Linked DNA regions of Homo sapiens: region 2 is linked to region 1. A link is a loop called in an ENCODE intact Hi-C map of the cell type or tissue named here. Cell type or tissue: Calu3. All regions are shown on one strand.

What was found. A loop is a pair of places that touch in the nucleus more often than their neighbours do. Peaks named below come from ENCODE experiments on the same cell type or tissue, not always from the same donor. Only the 100,000 strongest peaks of a DNase experiment are listed, where the experiment ranks them.
Region 2: a loop joins it to region 1, with 4 times the contacts of the local background. A loop is called at or near these places in 1 of 110 quality-filtered maps.

The regions. Positions count from the first base shown.
Region 1 is chr5:16,891,599-16,899,598 of GRCh38, forward strand. All of the region lies in intron 1 of MYO10 (myosin X), which reads right to left. Among named protein-coding and RNA genes, the nearest start is that of MYO10, 41 kb to the right of the region's middle. RefSeq lists enhancers at 5,226-5,395, 5,845-6,705. In Calu3, no CTCF peak of the experiment used is centred here; DNase peaks (open chromatin) are centred at 3,093, 3,883 and 7,803.
Region 2 is chr5:16,732,400-16,740,399 of GRCh38, forward strand. All of the region lies in intron 19 of MYO10 (myosin X), which reads right to left. Among named protein-coding and RNA genes, the nearest start is that of RETREG1, 120 kb to the left of the region's middle. In Calu3, no CTCF peak of the experiment used is centred here; DNase peaks (open chromatin) are centred at 3,972 and 5,892.

The DNA of each region.
Region 1 (8,000 bases):
ATACTTTAAATGGGTGAATGTCATGATGTGTGAATTATATCACAAATTAAAAGAGACAGGGAGGGAGAGACAACTATGCAGACAAATAGGTAGACTCACACCTGACCTCATTCACTCCCTGGAATCCGTTATCCCAACCACCATCTTCATTCTTGACCCTCCTTATTACATATGCAAGAAGGTCCTCTTTTCAGTTTGCACTAGTTTTTGTGGAGTTTCCATTATTTGCAAGTAAAGGAATATCAGCTCTCATTTTCATCACACACAAATGTTACAGGTTTCAGAAAACATCTAGAAAGCAGTTCACAAGCGAGACCTGTACAAATGTCTCTAATTTTTATATACTTTCTCTAGAACACCAAAACAAGTTATTTCAGTGCTTTGACTAGTATTTACATCATATTTATATCATTTGTATTATGGGAGGCAGAAATGGATTTTACTTGCTGTGGAATCCTCAGCACCTAGAACAGGGCCAGACTTATTGCTCCGTTGAATGGTAAATGCATCTACAGAAACCATGCTACCAAGAGAGAGAGGCAGGGCTGCTGGAAGGTTTCAGTATGAGGTTACAGAAATGGCACTGGGTGCTCCCCTAGAAGACAGGGACTCAAGCTCCAGCTCTTCTACCCATAGCTCAGCACAGTTATTCATTACTTGAGATCTCTCTGCACAAAATGAGTTGACACCTAGCTTATCTGATACATAACACAAAAAGATCACATGAGACGGCTAACCAAAATGCTTCAAGCCATGGGGTTGCCGGGCACGGTGGCTCACGACTGTAATCCCAGCATTGTGGGAGGCTAAGGAAGGCAGGTCACTTGAACTCAGGAGTTCAGGATCAGCCTGGGCAACATGGTGAGACCCCCGTCACTACAAAAAAATTCAAAAATTAGCTGGGCATGGTGGCATGCGCCTATAGTCCAAGCTACTTGGAAGGTTGAGGTGAGAGAGTCTCCTGAACCAAGGAGGCGGAAGTTACAGTGAGCCAAGACTGCGCCACTGCACTCCAGCCTGGGTGACAGAGCGAGAGCCTATCTCAAACACAAACAAACAAACAAAAGATGCCATAGGTCTTCAACCCAACAAAGCAGTACCTGTATTTGGGGTCTTGCTGCTGGCACCTTACTGGGTCACATCCAGATGGCTTTCAGCCCTCATATTGCTTTAATTTAACTCTCCTCTCAAGGCCTTGCTACAGAACCAAAGAATGCACAGGCCTCGTTCAACCAACGCACCACAGTTTCTCCAAACCAACAACATTACCAGCCCAGCTACTTTCCAGACACAAAACATTGAAAAAGAACTTACAGGCCAGGCACGGTGGCTCACACCTGTAATCCCACCACTTTGGGAGGCCGAGGCGGGCAGATCACGAGGTCAGGAGATCAAGACCATCCTGGCTAACACGGTGAAGCCCCATCTCTACTAAAAATACAAAAAAAATTAGCCGGGCGTGGTGGCGGGCGCCTGTAGTCCCAGCTACTCGGGAGGCTGAGGCAGGAGAATGGCTTGAACCTGGGAGGCGGAGTTTGCAGTGAGCCGAGATTGCGCCACTGCACTCCAGCCTGGGTGACACAGTGAGACTCTGTCTCAAAAAAAAAAAAAAAAAAAGAACTTACAATTACAAGCTACCCCCAACAGAAAAGCGATAAGGAGGCTGAAGAGGATGAGAAACATTTAAATGACATAAATGCCTCTTTGGTCCTCTTGACACTAAGATTTTGTCTATAGAAAATTATTTCTCTCCTGCTGGGCACCATGGCTCACGCCTGTAATCCCAGCACTTTTGAGAGGCTGAGCAGGCAGATCACCTGAGATCAGGAGTTTGAGACCAGCCTGGCCAACATGGCAAGACTCCATCTCTACTAAGAATACAAAAATTAGCCAGGTGTGGTGGTGCATGCCTGTAGTCCCAGCTACTCAGCAGGCTGAGGTGGGAGAATCGCTTGAACTCGGGAGGCAGAGGTTGCGGTGAGCTGAGATCGTGCCACCACACTCCAGCCTGGGTGAGGGAGTGAGACTCTGTCTCAAAAAAAAAAAAAAAAAAAGAAAATTATTTCCCTCCTACAGCAAAATTCATTTTCATTTCTCTCCATATTACACCTCCTGTTGGGTTCAACAGAGACTTTGGAACAGACTACACTGCTAAAAACATAAATAAATAAATAAATAAGTGGGGGCAGCACTTCTGATGGCCCTGTGACTAGCCCTAGTTATATCCCTCCGTCACTGTTACGTGCTGAAATTGGAGGGGACTCTTCTCCGAGGACACAGCCTCTCCCCAGCAGTGGGTGGGCACCAGGCAGCGAGGAGTGAGGGTACCCAGAGTGTGTGACAAGCCAGCCAGGCAGTGGAGTGCAGTGGGCTTAGTGGTGGCATTGTCATTAAGTTGTTAAGTAAACTTTTCATTTTAGAATAGTTTTAGATTTTCCAGACAAGTTGCAAAGATAATACAGGGAGTCCCTGTACACCTCTCACTCTGGTTCCTGTTCTTATATCTTACATAATGTGGACATTTATCACACTAAGGAACCGACACTGGCACCTTACCATGAACTCAATGCCACACTTCATTCAGAGTTCTCCAGTTTCCACCTAATGTCCTTTTTCCGTCCCAGGACCCCTTCTGGGACATTGGATGTAATCGTCATGCTCCTTCTTTGATAGCCTTGACGGTTTTGAGAAATGCTGGTCAGGTATTCTGTGAAACATCCCTCCTCTGTGGGCTGTCTGAAGTTTTTTTTCCTGGCTAGACCGAAGGATAGTGGTTTTTGATAATGGCTCTATCCAGGGGGCCAAACCGCCTGGACAGGAACCCTGGCTTTACCACATCTTAGCCATGTGGCCTTGGACAAATGAACCTCCACGGGCCTTCATTTCCTCATCGAATGTAGAGGAAAAGCAAATACAATCTACCTCCCAGGAACTGTGGGGATTAAAGAGGCTAACTCTGAGAAAGAAGGTGAGTGGATAATCAGAAATGCTTCATGGAAAGCAGAGGTGGCCACTGACGCATTTAACAACACAGATACTGTGCCAGAGATCCAGCGCAAAGATTAGTAAGGGACACGCCTCATTCCCAGATGCCTGCAGTCCAATGGGGATGAAGTGCAAACAGATCATTGAAACTTGACACCAGGAGGACTAATGTGGGGATACACAGAGGACTGGAGCCTGCGGTGTTGGAGGGGAAGCCAGACTGCTGAGGGATGAATAGGAGAAGCCCCCACGGAGTAGAGGGAGGAAGCCCCATGTTGAAAGGTCCAATTTTCTGCAAATTAGCCAAGTGCCAGTGTAGACTAAGACACACTGTAAATTGGCTTATGCAGCGCTACTTAATCACCCTCCATAAACTATTAACAGCTCTACACAATGAAACAATGAAGACATTCACCTTTGTCCAGCACAAGAAAAAACAGTCTCAGACTAACCCGCCAAGCTCTACAAACCACTAAGGACTAAAATCACCTCCACCCTTACCAATAAAATGTGGGCAAAATTACTGTTTTACAATGCAGTATACTCTTTTCAAATTATGTTTTAAAAGAACCACACAGTAGACAAGTCATTTTGAAGGATCCATTTTTAATTCTTTCTCAGTTTGAAAGGCCTTCAGTCACTCAAAATTTGGAAATTCCCAAGATCTCCCTCAGGGGAATCAAGGGGTGGGACAAAGCAGTGGCAGGGGGGCTGCAGTGAAGACCCTGCTGCAGTGAATGGAGAATGGGCCGAGCCCAGGAGGCTGACGTCTGAGGTCTGTCCATCAAATACAGCCATGTCCTGGTGAGGCAGCTCACCGGAGGCTCTGAGGCCCGAAGCCAAGGAAGGAAAGTTCCTCCTAGTTCCTACTGGCTCCTCATCAGCTTCTCCACTACCCCTGGATGACACGCCCCATCTAGACCAGAACAAAGGCCCTCTGCTTCCCCTATCTCGTTCCCAGGAAGCCTCTCACCTCCTGAGGACCAATGGTAAGAACACCCAACAGGCTCAACCCAACAAGAGCTCCTTCCCCAGCAGGACACTGAGACACCCAAAGGAATTTCCTAGGGGTGGATTCCAGCATCCCCATCCATCCATCTCCCTCCCACCCCATCCATCCTTCCCAAATACTCTGGCCATGATGTAAGCCGCCCCCTCCCCAACACCACAACACACACACACACACACACACACACACACACACACACACACACACACACTCTGCCACCTGGTAAAAAGCCAAACTCCTGGCTAGAAGCAAGGACATGCGTGCAATAAACTTGCAAAACCCCCAGTGGTAAAGCCTTAATGCAAGGGGGGCCCTGCCGCACAGCAGGGCGGGGGCAGGGAGGAGCAGGGCAGGAGCTCCCCTGGGAAGCCAGCATGCTGCTCCTCAACCGGACTGCAGACGACAGCCCCAGCTCCTGCCCTCTCCGCCTCAACACTCCTGGCCTCGCTTCTGCTCTCTGAAAAATGGAGTCCTTCTCTCCTTCTTAAGCCTCATGGAAGGAAGGAAACTACAAGCAGAGTAATCTCAGGACTCAGAAGGCACAATCAGCAGTAGCCAGGCAAGCTCCCAATAAGCTCTCAGGTGTTTAGGTGATATGGCTCAAGCCTGTAATCCCAGCAGTTTGGGAGGCAGGGGTGGGAGGATTGCTTAAACCCAGGAATTCAAGACCAGCCTGGACAATACTGTGAGACCTTATCTCTATATTTAAAGAAATGGTCTTGGCCAGGCACGGTGGCTCATGCCTGTAATCCCAGCACTTTGGGAGGCCTAGGTGGGTGGATCAACGGAGGTCAGGAGTTGGAGACCAGCCTGGCCAACACGGTGAAACCCTGTCTCTACTAAAAATACAAAAATTAGCTGGGCATGGTAGCACATGCCTGTAATCACACCTACACAGGAGGCTGAGGCAGAACTGCTTGAACCCAGGAGGCAGAGGCTGCAGTGAGCCGAGATCGTGCCACTGCGCTCCAGCCTGGGCAACAAAGCAAGGCTCCATCTCAAAAAAAAGAAAAGAAAAAGGAAAGAAATGGTCTAGAAAGGAGGCTCTCACCCCTGTCTTTACAGCAGAATCAGACAGTACCCAGGCACCAATCCAGCTGTGCAGAAGTGGAATGACAGGAGCTGGATCTTAGCAGCCCCCCCAGGATTCTGGGGTGCAGTGGGGTGGCAGGGCACTCCTGCACTGAGCCAGTGCTCCAGAGGGTGAGGTCAGGGCCTTCTGGGTGGTTACCAAAAACACAAGGGTGCCTTCCCCACCTCTTGTCTGTGGATTCATCAATTCGGTGATTCTCAAACCTGGTCTGCCTCCAAAACAATCTTGCATTAGCTCCGAACAAAGGAAGGAAGGAAGGGAGAAGGGAGAGAGAGAGAAGGAAAAGAAAGGAGAGAGGGAGGACGGGAAGGCAGAAGGAAGAAGGCAGGCAGGCAGGAAGGAAGGAAAGAAGGAAATCATATAAATTTTCTGTCAAGGAAACAACGCATTGCTCCTGAGTAATCTACTACAAAATGCTGGTATATACACCTCTGTGGCTATGATTTATTCCAATAATTAATGCTCACTGCAATTCAAGTATTTGTTTTGAAACTGTTTAGTTGAAAGACCAGTCATTTTAAAAGATACCATTTAAAAATTATTTTAGAAGTTCCCACAGAAGTATACATAACAAAACTGGCTTGCTAAGTAAATATCGCCTGAAATTTACACTTCGTAAAAAAAAAAAAAAAAAGTCCTTTATCAGCATGATTCAGAAACTCTGCAACGCCACCACAGATACTCCAATAAAATACCACAGCATCCTAGTCCAAGACATCCAAGACCTATGCAAAGACGTACGCCCTACTGGTGTTTGAAACAAGCATCCCTAGATGAACCCACGTAAAAATCTGTGTTGAAGTGCATACCTTGGCTTTTCAAAGGGCAATAAATCTTCCTTGCAGACTTCTACAGAATGCAGATGTGCTGCTCTCTCTCACCAACACCAGCAAACTGGAAGGCCTCCTGAGTCCCACGGTCTAAACTCTTTGTTCTCTGTGCAAATGCCACAGAGGTTTGTCAACAGACAATGAAAATCTAGTGCAACATCCACTTATCTCCACGGCCTCCATTTACAGGCTACCCTGACAGCTCTCCCTGCGGGTGTGCCGTCATGGGCTACAAGATCTAGCGTGATTGTAGGGGGGCAGAGCCAAAAGGGTTGAAACCCCTCCAAGAGGTTTGTTTAAAATGCAAGAGTATCCTAGAAAAAGTAGCAACAGCAAACAATGCCTAAGTGGCTAGCAGAATTCAGAACCATTCTCGCCAACCAACTGCTTTTGAGCATTTCAAGAGTGTTACTCAAACTCTGCGGACCCTAATCATCTCAAGAACCCCTTGAACTCTTTTGTTCTAAGAAAGAGCTGGTCTGCAGGCCTGCGTGCCCTCTTGCTGTCATCAACCCCAGGCTGGGAGATAAGCACTGCTGGCAGGTAGGAGGGTCCCAGCAGCTGGACCAAGTATGGACAGTTCTACTTGGGGAAAAGCAGCGAGAATGACCACAAGCAGCTCACAGGGCCCCAGGGATAAAGCTTTCGGGAGCCCCCAGGTCAGCGTCTTTCAACCAGAGTTGCTGGGCAGAAATAAGGCAAGCCACATATGTAATTTTAAATTTTCTAATAATCACATTAAAAAAAACTACAAAGAAACAGGTAAGATTACTTTTAATATTCTGTTTTTTAACCCAGAGATCCAAAGTATTACCGTTTCAAAATGTCATCATAAAAAAACACATCAATGAGCTAACTGGCATTCTTTTTTCCATACCCATTCTCAAATTTCTTTCTCTTTTTTTTTTTTTTTTGAGACAGAGTTTCACTCTTATTGCCCAGGCTGGAGTGCAGTGGCGTGATCTCAGTTCACTGCAACCTCCGCCTCCAGGGTTCAAGCGATTCTCCTGCCTCAGCATCCCGAATAGATGGGATTACAGGGGCCCGCCACACCCGGTTAATTTTGTATCTTTAGTAGAAACGGGGTTTCACCATGTTGGCCAGGCTGGTCTCGAACTCCTGACCTCAGGTGATCCACCCACCTCAGCCTCTCAAAGTGCTGGGATTACAGGTGTGAGCCACCATGCCTGGCCCCATTGTCAAATTCTGATGTGTGTTGCATGTTCCCTGCACATCTCAACTTGGAACAGCCATATTTCAAGTGCCCAAATATCACAAAGTCATAGTGGCTAAAGCACTGGACAGACCAGTTCTAGATGCTAAAATCTAGAGATGTAATTCAGTAGGCAAAAGTACATGGTGGCTCACGTCTGTAATCCCAGCACTTTGGGAGGCTGAGGCGGGCAGATCACCTGAGCCTGGCCACCTGGCCAACATGGTGAAACCCCGTCTCTACTAAAAATACAAAAATTAGCTGGGCATGGCGGTGGGTGCCTGTAATCCCAGCTACTTGGGAGGCTGAGGCAGGAGAATCACTTGCGCCCGGGAGGCAGAGGTTGCAGTGAGCCGAGATCATGCCGCTGCACTCCAGCCTGGGTGACAGAACCAGACTCTGTCTCAAAAAAAAAAAAAAAAAAAGTGCTAGCGTGTGAGCAAAGATAACAGACACAAATGCAATGTTTTCATTATGTTTGCTTTTCCTCATTTTAGGAAACAATGTACAAAATTCCCCAGTGACAACCAACCTGCCTCATCCTAATCTACTTTACTTCAACATTCACCTGAGGAGACAAGCAGAAAAATATTTTTCCCTACTTCTGAAATAATAAAAGAATGTGGCTGGGCGCGATGACTCACGCCTGTAATCCCGGCACTTCGGGAGGTGGAGGCGGGCAGATCACCTGAGGTCAGAAGTTCGAGACCAGCTTGCCCAACATGGTGAAACCCCCGTCTCTACTAAACATACAAAAAATTAGCAGAGCGTTGTGGCGTGTGCCTGTAATCCCAGCTACTCAGGAGGCTAAGGCAGGAGAATCGCGTGAACCTGGGAGGCAGAGCTTAAGCCGAGATCATGCCACAGCAG
Region 2 (8,000 bases), 160 kb before region 1:
TCTAGTGAACCTAACGAAACCTTTTTATCTGGCTAAACTAAACCTCCATCTCACTCTATTCATCTGTGTTCTATTTCTACTTCTCTGTCCACCATATTGAACAGGTCATCAGCTCCTTTATTCAGACGTGTTCTGAAAAATCATGCTGAGAAATACAAATTAGGAGGGCAGCTGTCTCTCTTTGTAGATGTTGCCAAGGAGGCCCAAATCGGTCATTAAAATGCTAAAATAGCTGTGAAACTCACTAAAGCACTTACACGATCACTAAGGTTATGTCCACGCAGTGAGGACTGAGCAAGAAAAAGAAGGGAGGAGATGAGGAGGGAAATAAGAGGAAAATGCATCCAGCAGCCACAAGTTCCTCAATATCCAAAGCCGGGAAAGTGGTCAAACTGAGATTTGGAATGCTTGGCTGAATATTTTTTATAATGCTGCATTAACGGTATTGTAAGAGCTGAGCGCGGTGGCTCATGCCTGTAATCCTAGCACTTTGGGAGGCCGAGGTGCGCAGATCACTTGAGGTCAGGAGTTTGGGACCAGCCTGGCCAACATGGCAAAACCCCATCTCTACTAAAAGTACAAAAATTAGCCAGGCATGGTAGCGGGTGCCTGTAATCCCAGCTACTCAGGAGGCTGAGGCAGGAGAATCACTTGAACCCGGGAAGTGGAGGTTGCAGTGAGCTGAGATCGTGCCATTGCACTCCAGCCTGGGTGACAGAGCAAGACGCCATCTCAGAAAAAACAAAACAAACAAACAACAACAACAACAAAAATACACACACTCAGAAAAATCTGAGCTAAACATCCAGTCACCAAACAGATGCCAAATATTAAAAAGACCACAAGGTCATCAGATTTATATTAGTGGAGTGCTGGAAGGGGCTTGAGAAATCACCCCACCCCATCATCCCATTTCTACAGGAAGAAACTGAGATCAAGTCAGCCCTTTTCATTTCATTAAAAACATAGCTAAGAAAAGAGTTACTTCTTTGATAATAGATATAGCTGATTTATAAATATTCATGAATATATACTGAGATACCAGAAGAAAAAAAAAGTCACATGGAGAATTTTCCTTGAAAATTGCTCAGTGCCGTCTGCTCTGAGATAAATGGTAATTTATTGGCAAGTCCTCGGTAAATTCTGCTTTCCAGAAGGAAGGAAGGCCTGGTGGGAAGAGGGTATTGGTGAGCTGCGCATCCTAGGAGTCCTTTTCTTGCTTATTCATGTATTAAAGTGGTTGCCTGAAAGTCATAATGGGAAATTAGCCAGCCTTAGATCACAGCCAATATCTGTTAAGTATAAATTAGAAACACCACAAAATATCCCATTGAGCAGTTGGGAGTTGCTAGGAAACGGGAGGTCAGGCAGCACTCAAAGGCCAGGTTATTCCCATCCCCGGGCCTCTTCAGGACTCTCCAGGCTGGACTCTGGGCAGGGGGCGCCACGAGTTGACGGCTCGGCATCGCAGCATCCACGTCCAGGCAGGGAGTCCAGGCTTCTGAGCTGGGTGACTCGAACTGCTTAATTGTTAAGTGCCTCCCTCCTGCTACCAGCAGGAAAGGGTCCAATGTGTGACATGCCAGGCTGGCTTCAGGGGCAGCCTGACGCTTTCTCTAAGATAGGAGTGCCTGAGAATTCGTATGAAAGAGTTTTAAGTTGAAGACTCTTCCACAGATTAAGCACAATGTTAAAAATAAAAGGGATGCAAAAAAAAAAAGAAAGAAAGAAAACAAAGGAGTATATGCTCCTAAATCCAAGAAGCAGCAGACAGAAGGCTATTCATGAGTGACAGCTTTCTCCTCACCTGTCCTTATTAACACATTTCATCCACTTCCTTCAGCGATCCAATTTGCTTTACTTAACATCTACCACATCTTTCGACTTAAAAGAACAGCTTTCAGGGTTCTGATCATATTGCTTCCATGAATTTGATATTCCCCACGCCTACCCCAAAATGAACGTACGTCCTTCACAAATTCTACCTGGCAATGTGCTGCTGAGTTCAGTCAACGGTGCCCACGTTCAAATGACAGATCACGAGAAGAAACGAACACACCTGTTTTTTGCTGGGAGAGCCACACAGTGAACACCAGAGTTCTCTACCAAGACTCCCGATGTCAGGCCGGGCATGGTGGCTCATGCCTATAAATTCAGCACTTTGGGAGGCCAAGGTGGGCGGATCAACTGAGGTCAGGAGTTCGAGACCAGCCTGGCCAACATGGTGAAACCCCGTCTCTACTAAAAATACAAAAATTAGCCGGACGTGGTGGCGCACACCTGTAATCCCAGCTACTTGGGAGGCTAAGGCAGGAGAATCACTTGAACCCGGGAGGCGGAGGTTGCAGTAAGCTGAGACTGCGCCATTGCACTCCAGCCTGGGTGACAAGCACGAAACTCTGTCTCAAAAAAAAAAAAAAGACTCCAATGCCACTTCTTTCCATAATGATGACTATGACTGCTGTTTATCAGCCACCACGGCCATCAGTGGTGTCTCCGTCCGTGCCAGAGTCTGAGCCAGGAGTTTTACAGACTTGCTCACAGTTCCTCTTTGTACCTACCCTACAAAGGGTGGCTTCTGTACTCCCTTCCCTGATGGGAGAACAGAAAACTAAAGTGACAAACCAATGACCTGTGGCTGGTAAAAGGCAGGCCGGATCAGTGTTAAAACCTCATTTGGTCCACCATGATGTGTGGCCTCCCAGGACAGCCTCATCCATCATTTTACTCCAGAAATGTTGAAAGAGTAACTTGCTTTATCATCTTGTTCGCCATAAATTGTCTAAAGGAGAGGTTGCTTTTATTCACTGAGCAAACAGCAACAAATCAACTTGTTCCTTGAGAGGAAAACCTTATGCTGTTAGCCCTGGAATAGGTAGAAAAACGCCCAGGTTAATGAATTGCTATAGAGTCATCAGGCTAATGGAGAGAGCTGTAGGGCAGAGTCTAAATGCTGTGATTTACACGAGAAAACCGTGGGACCAGGCCACGGTGGTGAATGTTGTTTAAAAATGCTACCATGAGGCCAGGTGCAGTGGCTAACACCTGTAATTCCAGTAATTTGGAAAGCTGAGGCAGAAGGATTGCTTGAGCCCAGGAGTTCGAGATCAGCCTGGGCAATATAGGGAGACCCCATTTCCACCAAAAATAAACAAAATTAGCTGGGTATGGTAGTGCATACTTGTGGTCCCAGCTACATGGGAGGACTGTTTGAGCCCAGGAGGTCAAGGCTGCAGTGAGCCGAGATCCCACCGCCACACTCTAGCCTAGGCGACAGAGCCTCGGGAAAAAAAAAAAAAAAAAACCCAAACCCAGAAAATGCTATTATGACACATTACACACTGGCAGACACTCTAAAAAATCCTCCCTGTCTGTCTCCGCATTCAACTCCAACAATATCTTGGCATCATGAACTATGATCTGAGGCTGGTCTGTGACACAGTAACAGAAACAGAAAAAACTCAGACATGAGCTGCTCATCTCTTCACTCTTTCCTACATTTTTGCACCCAACCCTCACTAGAGCTAAATCTCAACTGAAGAGTCTCTACTCATCCACACCCGCAGATCAGGGCCCCTTTCCAGGTACTGCTGCTAGTTTCTACTCTCCACAGCACCGAATAAAGCACAATCTATGTCTCAGATACGCGACTACACATTTACCAAAACGACCAGGACAAAGAACAAAAAAAGCCTTTGCATCCAGGCCAGTTGCTATAGAGTCTTTGAATATTCCCAACCTGCCTTCTCTATCATCTAACTACTTTGTAGCGACAGGCTGGAACAAGAAGAATGGATGTGCTGTGAGCAGGCAAGGTGAGAAGTGGAGAACAAGCGGCGATTGTACTGTAGTTAATTATTTTAATTGAGCATGAGAAGGGAAAGGCTTGAACTCTAAGGACGTTGGCAGAGCCCCAGAGTTTATGTAAACCAGGAAATGCCTCTAGCACGCCCCAGATAGCAGGAGCAACTGAATAGAAGTGGCCCATCTGCTGATGCAACAGCGCTGCAAACAATGGCTGCTCTGAGAGAGGGTCAGTTCCACAGAGTTTTCAGAGGTTGTACACCTCTTTGTTCCTGCATGCTCACAGGCTGTGTTAGAAGCCTGGAAATCCCAGTCAAATGATGTCACGACCAGGTCCAACCTGCCCTTCCACTTCTGCACAGGACCTTATTTCCCTAATTCGCAAGGTACCTCTGATTAAAAGCCTCTAAGAGCTGCAACTCTGTACACTTGTAGTCCAATGTAAACTGACTAGCTCAAGCTTTACTGAAAGCAATGCCATGCAGTCAGTGAATCAAATGCATAGGCCAACGTTTCAGTCAATACCAGAAAAAGAAAAGAAGAAAAAGAATGTGGTAGGCTAATTTTCCTTCTGCAATTCCTCAAACCACAATTAGCATAGTAACAATGCCTTATGTTTGGCCTTCATAATCCAGCGGGATTTGTTTTGGCTCAGCAAAGGGGATTTGTTTTAGCTCAGCAAAATTTGTCGTAGACCCCTACTTATGTGTTATAATAACCATATTTAAACTTCTGTGGTCCCGTAAGAAAACACGACCAAAGTATGCCTACGAGATTTCATATTCAAATCATGGTCTTTTGCCAAACGGCTAAAAGCTGAAATCTCAGTTATTCAAACTTATTATGCATACTCTTACTTAATATTCTTATTTATCTGAAGAGTTCTTTCTTAAAAAAATCACTAAATAGGGTCTAAAACATTGGTTTGCTAGTGAATTTTTCACCATCCTAAATGTGGAGGGTGAGGGGAAAAATGTTACTGTATCTTTAATAGGACCACTTTAATTTTGTAGAGGCAAACTTTGGGTATATTACAGAATTCCAAAGCCAAACAGTATTCCCTTTTAAGTGAAATACTGACAAATGAAGCATCTGGCACACTTTAATGAGCTGTTTTATCCTTTCAGAGTGGCTGAAACTAGGACAGCCATTCATCTGAGACAGTGGCTAGCACAGAGCAGTTACACAATGACACAGGACGCACTGATACTAAGCCCACCACCACCATTTCCCATCTCCTAACACGACTTACTAAAAAGGGAAACAAAATAGACATTTAACTGAATGACTAAGTACATCCAGAAAGTGTGAAACGATACACCATTTTCTATTTTAGTTGAATAGTAAAACACACAGTTAAAAGCAATAACAAATGCTATATAACAAGTTAACTTACATGTAGATGCCGTTTTTATTGACAGCAAATAAAAAATAAGAATAAAAACCAAGAAATCATCAGCATCGACAGCCCAGTGGTTTTCAAGAGGAGGTGGTTTTGCCCCCTGGGGGGCACCCGGGAAAGTCTGGAGACGTTGAGAGAGGAGAGTGTTACTAGCGTCTAGCAGGTAGATGCCAGCGCTGCTTTGAAGCCTCCTTCAAAGCTCAGGCTAGAGCCCAACAACAAAGAATAACCTGTCCAGCTCAAAATGCCAGTACTGCCGAGGCCAAGAACCCTGACTTATCCTGATACATAGGAAAAGGGTTAAGCAAGAATCATCTGTTTGAGATAGCTGACGCGGAAGGAAAAGGATGTGAAGTTTAATTATGGACACATTTCAGTTCAAAGTGCTAAACAGGTGAAGCAGAGTAGCACGGAACTAGAAAATCTAGAAAACTAGGAAAATCAAGTAAGTTACAAAATTAAGGGAGATGATGAGGCCAAAGCTTAGAGGAGGGTTTTGAGGTGGAAATACACAGGGGAGAGGTACTCACCTAGCCTGGAGCTGAAGGAGAGAAGCCAGTGTTTCTTTTGGAGCCCAGCGAGTGAGAAACTGGGGGCAGAACCCGAGGCCATGCCTACCTCCAGAGGAACCAGTCAAGAGGAGGAGGGGTGGTCAGAGAGGTGTCAGGAAGGAGGGGTGGTTAGCAGTGTCCCAGGCCTGGGAGCAGGGGTGGGGATTAAGAGGCAGGGCAGAGAGAAACTGTGCTGGCTGGGAAGCTTCCTGCAGAAGGGTAGCAAGTGCAGCCTTGATTGCCTGGCATTAGAAAGAAGAAAATAGTCACAGACTCTTTTTGGAAATGTTTAGCAGTGAGGAGAAGATTGCTCAAGGTGAGGGAGCCCAGTCAAGTTCCTATTCGCCCTCACTTCTCCCTTCTCAGCAGGTGTATGTGTATGTATATCTATATAATCATTCAGCTCCCAGGGGAGGCAAGACAAAGTTAAAAAAACAACAACAACAAAAAAAGAGGCCGAGCATGGTGACTCAGGGCTGTAATCCCAGAACTTTGGTATGTCAAGGCGGGTGGATCATGAGGTCAGGAGTTTGAAACCAGCCTGGCCAACATGGTGAAACCCTGTCTCTACTAAAAATGCAAAAATTAGCTGGGCGTGGTGGTGCACGCCTGTAATCCCAGCTACTCAGGAGGCTGAGGCAGGAGAATTGCATGAACCTAGGAGGCAGAGATTGCAGTGGGCCAGGTTTGCACCACTGCACTCCAGCCTGGGCAACAAAGGGAGACTCCATCTCAAAAAAAAAAAAAAAAAAAAAGTACACAACTGTTCTTCAGAAAAGGTTGCAACAATTTATACTCCCAGCAGCAGAATAGCAGAATCCATTAATGGCAGTTTCTTCAAATAGTCACAGAAACCAAGAAGTGTTATTAAAAAGCAACACAGAGCCAGGAGCAGTGGTGTGCCCCTATAGCCCCAGCTACTCCAGTGCCGAGGCAGGAGGATCTCTTGCAGCCAGGAGTTTGAGACTGTAGTGTGCTATGATTGTGCTTGTAAATAGCCCCTGCACTCCAGCCTGGGCAACATAATCATGTCCCAAAAAAAAAAAAAAAAAGCATAAAACCATTAAACCATTCAATCCTCACACTAGCAAAAGTATCTCATTTTAAACTTCATTTATTTGATTACACTATTGAGAACTTCAAGTAATTTTATATTTCACCTTTTGCAAATTTCTTGTTTCTGTTTTTTACTCGTTTTTCTACTAAAACATGTTCTTATTGATTTGTGAAGGCTCTTTATATATTAAAGCTATACATCCATTGTTATACACATTGGATATATATATCTTGTTTGCTGTTGGCTTTAATGAGGGCAGTTTGGCTATATATACATCAAAGTCATAACAACGTGCATATTCTGATTGGCAAATACACTTTCAAGAATTTACCTTAAGGAGAAAGTATTTGTGCACATGAAAAATACAGTACTATTATTTGCAACAACAAATAAACAATCCAGTAATAGAAATCTGACTTGAAAGTATAGCCACTGACAGAATTTTATAGTCATGAAAAAATGCGAAAGAATGTTTCAAGATTTATTAAGTTAAAAAAAAAAGTAGGTTACAAAATTAAGGTAAACTATGATCCCAATTTAAAGGGAAGAAAAGTATATACACAACAAATATAAAGAGGGTTGTCTCTGGCTGGTAAAATTATGGGTAACTAATTTTTAAAACATTTCACATATTTCCCTAATATTTTATAATCAGTAAGAATCGTCTTTATATTGAGGAGGGGTGAACGCAAACCCCAGCATCTAATGCGGTGGTGTTTTTATTATTGTCACTATTCTTTGTCGCATATTTTTGAGGGTCATAGAAAGAACTTGCCGGAGAAAAAAACAAGGAAAGTACCCCTAGGATGAAGAAGAACAGAGTGAAGTGCTGAAGAGCTAATGAAGCAGAGTGGACCATCTGCACAGATGAGAGAAGACCCAGGGGAGTTTCAGACCCTGATCTTGAGAACCGCAGTCCACCCCTAACCTCTGGTCTCCAGTCTCAAACCTGGCCCTTTGCTCCAGAGTCTTCTGAGGGAGTGACAGCTGGGAGGGAGGCTGATGGGGATTTGGGAATTGGTCCTTTGTAGCCGCTGGGGGAGCAAAGTGAGCTTTAGAACAAAGTCACTACCAGAAAGCACACATTGAGGGGGCTGCCCGTGAAAACGTTAATTCAGGGCGGCTAATGCTTAGAGGGGAAAAAAAAATATCTCAGTCTGCATGAGCTAGACGGACAGGGGTGGGA